2 separate regions of the Mus musculus genome follow, and region 2 is linked to region 1. Evidence: chromatin loops called from intact Hi-C (ENCODE). Cell type or tissue: heart. All regions are shown on one strand. Links, peaks and the distances in the headings refer to the core of each region. The heading gives the core; the rest is flanking DNA. Region 1 holds the start of Grsf1 (G-rich RNA sequence binding factor 1). Region 2 holds the start of Dck (deoxycytidine kinase).

Region 1 (2,908 bases), core at 306-2,805:
GCTTTAGGGTTTGTGTCTCACCGAAGAAAAGAGGAAGAACCTCTTCTACACATCTCGGGTATAAAAGGAACAAGCCGGTCAGGTTTTCTATTCTTTCCTTCTTGGACAGAAATATGTTTTCATTTGTGAAATACCTGGTTTTCTTAAATCTAAAAGGAGTCCAGAGTAAACAAGCCAAAGTTTAAGCCCAACCATCTTAAATGTCTCAAAGGTAACTTATCAGAACGTAACCTTTCAAAAGTCTGTACTGGGGCTGGAGAGATGGCTTATGGGTCTAGAGTGCTGGCTGCTCTTTCAGAGGACCCAGGTTCAACTCCCACCACCTGCATGATGGCTCACTGCTGTCTCTAACTCCAGGGCCAGGGGATCCGATGCCCTTGTCTGGTCTCCGTGGCCACACCCATATATTAATACATTAAACTAATAATAAAAAAGTCCGTATTGTTTTAAGATGAATACCATAGGATGACTGCCATTACATAGTTAACTTAAAAAAAAAAGTTTTAGAGCTGGCACTGGGATAAAGGTGAAACAGTGGAAAATGTAGGCGGTTTCTTTACTTCTGGAAGTTGAACAAGAATTGAATTTCAAAAACTTTGAAATATGTTAAGATTTTCCACGATAGAGAGCCCTATATTGGTCTCCTCACCCCCACGAGGAGGTTGGGGTGATCTAAGCGATTACCCTGCCACGGAACTACACTACCCAGTCACAGAGATGCCTCCTAACCCCACCCCCGCCACAACCAATCAGCCTCTCCTTCATATTTTTACTCTAAGAACTCCCATTTGTCTTTAGTTTTTTATTTTTATTTTTTTACCTTTGACAGGTCCTTGCCACATAGGAGAAAACTGCACAACCACTCATGTATTTATTTGCAAATCTCTACACCTTCACTTGTGACTATATTGTCTAAGGAAGGCTTTATTTTATATAATATATGATAAATATTATATACATATCTCACATATACTATAAAATCAGTGCTTCCGTTCAAAACAAAGTTGGCCTTCTGCACGAATTTTGAGGTTGGGGTATCAACGCCCCCTCAGCGTCGTCCCAAAACGTTTTAGAGCTAGGTAACCCATTCCTTCCGGAAACTTCGCCGGGCCTCGGTGACCCGCAGACCTCAGCTCTAACCTGAGCAGGAGAGCCTGGGACAACTTCCACTCTGGAGGCGCTCAGGTCACCCCACCCACACCCTTACCGGCGGGAAAGCCCCGCCCCGAGGGCGGAGCCTGGGCGGGGCCGCTCGCTCACCTCCGCCTCCGAGCCTCGTCTCAGCCCCGGGTGCGCGCGGCGCATGTGCCCGGTGCCCCCTCCCCCGCCCTGGATTCCACTTCCCCTCCGCTCGCGCCACAGCGGCCACCTCCAGGCCCCGCGCCGCCTCCGGAGCCGATGGCCGGGACGCGCTGGGTGCTAGGCGCGTTGCTCCGGGGCTGCGGCTGCAACTGCAGCAGCTGCCGGCGGACCGGCGCCGCCTGCCTGCCTTTCTACTCCGCCGCCGGCACCTTCCCGTCGGGCGTCTCTGGCCGCCGCCGCCTGCTGCTACTCCTCGGGGCCGCCGCGGCCGCCGCTTCGCAGACGCGGGGCCTGCAGCTCGGGCCTGCGGCCGCCGGGAGGCTGGCGGGTCCCATCCCTGCCCGTCCCTCCGCCGCCGCGGCCGCCGCCGCGTCCTACTCGGCCCTGCGCGCCCCGCTGTTTCCGCGATCGCTGGCAGCCGCCGCGGGCCCGGCGCGGGGTTACAGTCAGGTACGTGGCGCCGCGCGCGGGACCCTCGGCGGCCGCGCGCCCGCGTCGGTCTGTCCGCGAGCGCCCCGCGTGCGCGCCCGGGGATCCGCGGCACGCACCGCACCCCCGCCTCCCTCCCGCTCCGTCCTCCTATTGGGCACGGGAACAAGGGACGCTCTCACGGCCCCGGCTCTTCTTGTTTTGTTCCCTCCGAGTCTGGGCGGTTGGGCAGTGTAAGTGTGGCTGGGGTGAATGTAGAGGCCTTGTTTCCCGCCGGGCCCATGGTAGGTTTTGGGGGCGCCGCCGACGCCCCCCACCCCGACTCCCCCCTAGCCTTATGCCCGCTGGAGGTGAAGCTGAGCGGCCAGAGCCCGCGGAGGGTCGGGGCCGGCCGTGCGTGCGGTGGGAGCGGTAGGCCGGGCGGCTCGGGCCTCCTCGGCCGGCCACCGACGCGCAGCCCCGCGCGCACGGGAGCGTGGGCTAGCCTGGGACAGCCCCCGCGCGTCCCTCTCCCTTGTCCGCGGGGAGAGGCGGGCGGTCCACCTGACTGAAGGTCACCTCTGCAAGTCCACTCGCCTTGACAGAAGGACCTTTGGTGCAGCGGGGCTCTGCGGACGCGGAGAGCTGTGGGGAGACCGTGGGAAACTGGGAGAGAACGTGTGTGTGTGGGGCGGGGGCGTCCGTGGGTGAGGACTTGGGGGCTTCGGTTGTCACTCCACGATCTTTTCCCTTGTTTCCCGTCTTTTCAGAAAGACATTGTAAGAATTCATATTGCAAATATTTGGTCCTCTGTATATGTGGGACATTTCTCTTTTGCGGTTTATGTGGCATCTGGGAAGTGTCTACCTAACCTGGTAACGCCACTGGCCATGTTTATCTTAATTTAGTTTTGCGTCTGCTTGAATTAGTGATATCTGGGTGGTTCATCTGCATGGCTGATGTCTGCCAGTAGCTGAGCTAATTGATTTGAATCCCGGCCCAATACTTTCTGCTGCACTATTTATTTATTTATTTACTTATTTATTTTGTAAAGATGTTTATGGAATTCTGGGGAAACAGAAAGTAGCAGTTTGAGCCCCCTGCCGCGCCTGTCTCTGCTGTTGCCTTTTCTGTTTTTTTCCCTTATCCACTTTCTCTTACATTAGTCTTTTCAAGGCGTTTACCCATGTCCCAATGC
Region 2 (2,908 bases), core at 165-2,664, 89 kb before region 1:
GATCTGTCCATTGGAATTTACCCTGAAGATGACTTTACTGAACACTTTCTCCCATCATTCATATGGTCATCTTCATCCACTAAGACGCCCTGAGGATTCTTACTAATAAACATGGCATCGCAAAGAACTTATAAGAAAGGAGGATCTCGGCCACAGAAGTGTGGAGCAAGGAAAACTTGCCCTCTTTGTGTCTCAGCTCGGCTCTCTTGAAGCTTACATCTGCTGACCTTCTTTCTCAAAGAGATGGTGCTTTGAAGGTGGCAAAACTGAAAACATCCGCTGCATACATGAATAGTCAGTACTCAACCTGCAGGCACAAACCTAACAGCTGTGCCAAAACAGGAAGCGTCGGTTGGTTCCCAGTGGTAGGAAATGTAAAAGAATGGGCAATTCAAGCTCACCTTGCAAAATGACATGCACAGTGTAGCTCCCCCAGTAAGGTTAAGGGCAGAAACTCTAAGAGTCTTTAAGCCAAAACTCAGTGCTTACCTGTACGTGGGAAAGGGAATAAAACATTGCACACTATCAAACTCATTACCTGCTTTCCTCATATGTGTAGCGTAGTGTTAGGGATTGCTACAAACGCCAACCCAAATGGTGACAACAAAGATGTGCTATATACCACTCATTGTAATATTACTTTCTTTTTTTTTTTTTTTTTAAAGTATTACACTGGGCCAGGCGTGGTGGTGTATTCTTTTAATTCCAGCACACAGGAGGCAGAGGCAGGCGAATCGCTAGAGAGTTCAAGGCCAACATTGTGAGTTCCAAGACAGGCAGGTCTCAAAAGTGAGACCGTCTCAAAAAAAAAAAAAAAAACAGAACAAGAAATAAAGTTCTGCAGAAATAAACAGCATGGGTGAGTTTTAAAGGCACTCTAGTATACTAAGCAAGACACAGAAAACAAGACACTCTGGTTTTGTTTAGGACATCATGGGAAAACAAAACTGGCAGGGATTAAAACAGAAGCAGGTCAGGGCTTGTAAGGGGATGGGAAGGGAGAAAGAGCTGACTACAAAGAAGCGCAAAGGGAACTGGGGATGTAAATGATGAAAACGGTCTCAATTTTGCGGTAAAACCGCAAGTCAGTGAAGCCTACCTGAAGAGCACACCTAAAAAGGGGTTCGCATACCTAAGTTACATCTCAAGAAAAAACAGTTCCCAACAAAGGGTGCACACTGGTCCAGAGCGCGCCTCACAAAGCCCCCGCTGGCGCCGGGCCAGACGAGCCACCGCGCCGGCGCGAGCAGGGCAGCAGGGAAGGATCCTGGGGCACCAGCACAGCACCGCACCGGGGACACCTTACCGATGTTCCCCTCGATGGAGATCTTCTTGATGCGGGTCCCCTCGGAGCTGGTCGAGGGAGAAGGGCAGAACCTCTTAGGTGGGGTGGCCATGCCTAGCTCCAGACGGCTCGGGTGCGGAACCTGCAGGGACACGGCGGCACGGGCGGCTCCGGGTTGCAGCGTCAATCTCGCGCCGGCGGGACCCGCACTTTGACTTTGGCGCGCGGAGGCGCAGGCGATTGGGCAGACCGTGGAGAACCCGCCCTGACGGCCCCGACTCCCACCCTATACGCCTCGCCCTCGCGGGATCTGCATGTCTGTGGTTCCTCCGGGCGGGCCGGGCGTCCCAGGAGCGCAGGGTAGGGGGCGGGGCTTGTGAGGAGAACCCTGAGAGAGCCGGGCGACTGACCGTGCGCGACGAGCTGTGAGCCGGAGGGGGCGGGGCCTGCGGGATGAGCAGTGGGAGGGCGGGGGGCGGGCCTTGCGCAATGAGCTCATTCGAGGGCAGGGGCGGAGCTTGAGCGAAGCGCCTAGGGAAGAGTAGGGTCAGGCTTTTCTGGACCAGCCCTTTGGGATCCTGTCAGGCTTCGTGGTTTGAACTTTTCCGGGAAGAAAAGTAAGAACTAGTAATTTCAAACTAAGAGCCTCAGTAGGTGTCTCTCACAGAAAACGTGTAGCTGTCCGTCACTGTCTTAAGAGTTATTTCGTTAACCAGCGATCTAGTACCATCCACCATACAGGATAGTGCCTAGAATGAAAGGAAGGGAGGGAGTGGCTACTGGTTTAAAGTCTGGGACCAGAAGTGAGACTGGAAACTGGCATCATAACACCCAAGGTCTCCACTTTAATTTGCATGCTACACCGTGCTGTTTATAAAGTTACCTAACACTAGGTATGTTTCTCAGCAGCATGGCTATGACTTAACATTGCATGTCCATGGCCTAACATGTAATTAATGTTTAAAGTCATATACACATGTTTATACATAGAGATGTACTCTGCACACACACACACACACACAGCATTCTGCTAGGTTGAGCTAGAGAGAGGTGCTATTTAATCAGGGTATAGACCTGGTAAAAAGATTACCCATCTGGAAGTCAGATTCAAATTATCTACAAAAACAAAGGAACTTATTTTTTTTTTAGCGTGTAACTATCATTTGACCTAAAATATGTCCTAAAAATGGACCTAGCAGCGGAGAAATGACGACTTCTACAAAAAAAGGAGCAGGTATTAAAGTGAGTTGTTGGACTGGCTGGATTTAAGGCCCACTCCATGAGATGTAACACATATCTGACACTGCTCAGGTGGCAATCCAAATACTGTTCTGCTACAATAACTGAACAATAAAATGATACCTAGTGATATCCTATAGGTCAGTATCTCTTGTAGCCAGCATCAGAGATGCTTCTTTCTGCAGAACCAAACCCACAAAGGCATAAAGTGCAGAGAGGGAGACCTTGGCATACTCTGCTTTAAATGGGATGTCTCCACCAAAGCCCTCTCCTCAGGGCTCTGGGAACCTTATGGAAAACGATGGGGAAAGTCTAGGAGTCAGAGGCAATGGAGGACACCAAGGACACAAGGCCTTCTAAACCCACCATGACCAACACACACAT

What was found. A loop is a pair of places that touch in the nucleus more often than their neighbours do. Peaks named below come from ENCODE experiments on the same cell type or tissue, not always from the same donor. Only the 100,000 strongest peaks of a DNase experiment are listed, where the experiment ranks them.
Region 2: it touches region 1 in a loop (6-fold over the local background); 17 of 42 quality-filtered maps call a loop at or near these places.

What each region holds. Positions count from the first base shown.
Region 1 is chr5:88,674,602-88,677,509 of GRCm38, reverse strand. Grsf1 (G-rich RNA sequence binding factor 1) reads left to right here and starts at 1,339. Exons shown (of 10, transcript NM_178700.5): 1 at 1,339-1,752. The coding sequence starts at 1,399. In heart, for the core only: no CTCF peak of the experiment used is centred there; DNase peaks (open chromatin) are centred at 1,289 and 1,929; H3K4me3 peaks cover 1,935 bases; H3K27ac peaks cover 1,855 bases.
Region 2 is chr5:88,763,745-88,766,652 of GRCm38, reverse strand. It overlaps Dck (deoxycytidine kinase), which reads right to left and starts at 1,640. Exons shown (of 7, transcript NM_007832.4): 1 at 1,307-1,640. The coding sequence starts at 1,397. In heart, for the core only: no CTCF peak of the experiment used is centred there; a DNase peak (open chromatin) is centred at 1,622; H3K4me3 peaks cover 2,160 bases; H3K27ac peaks cover 1,933 bases.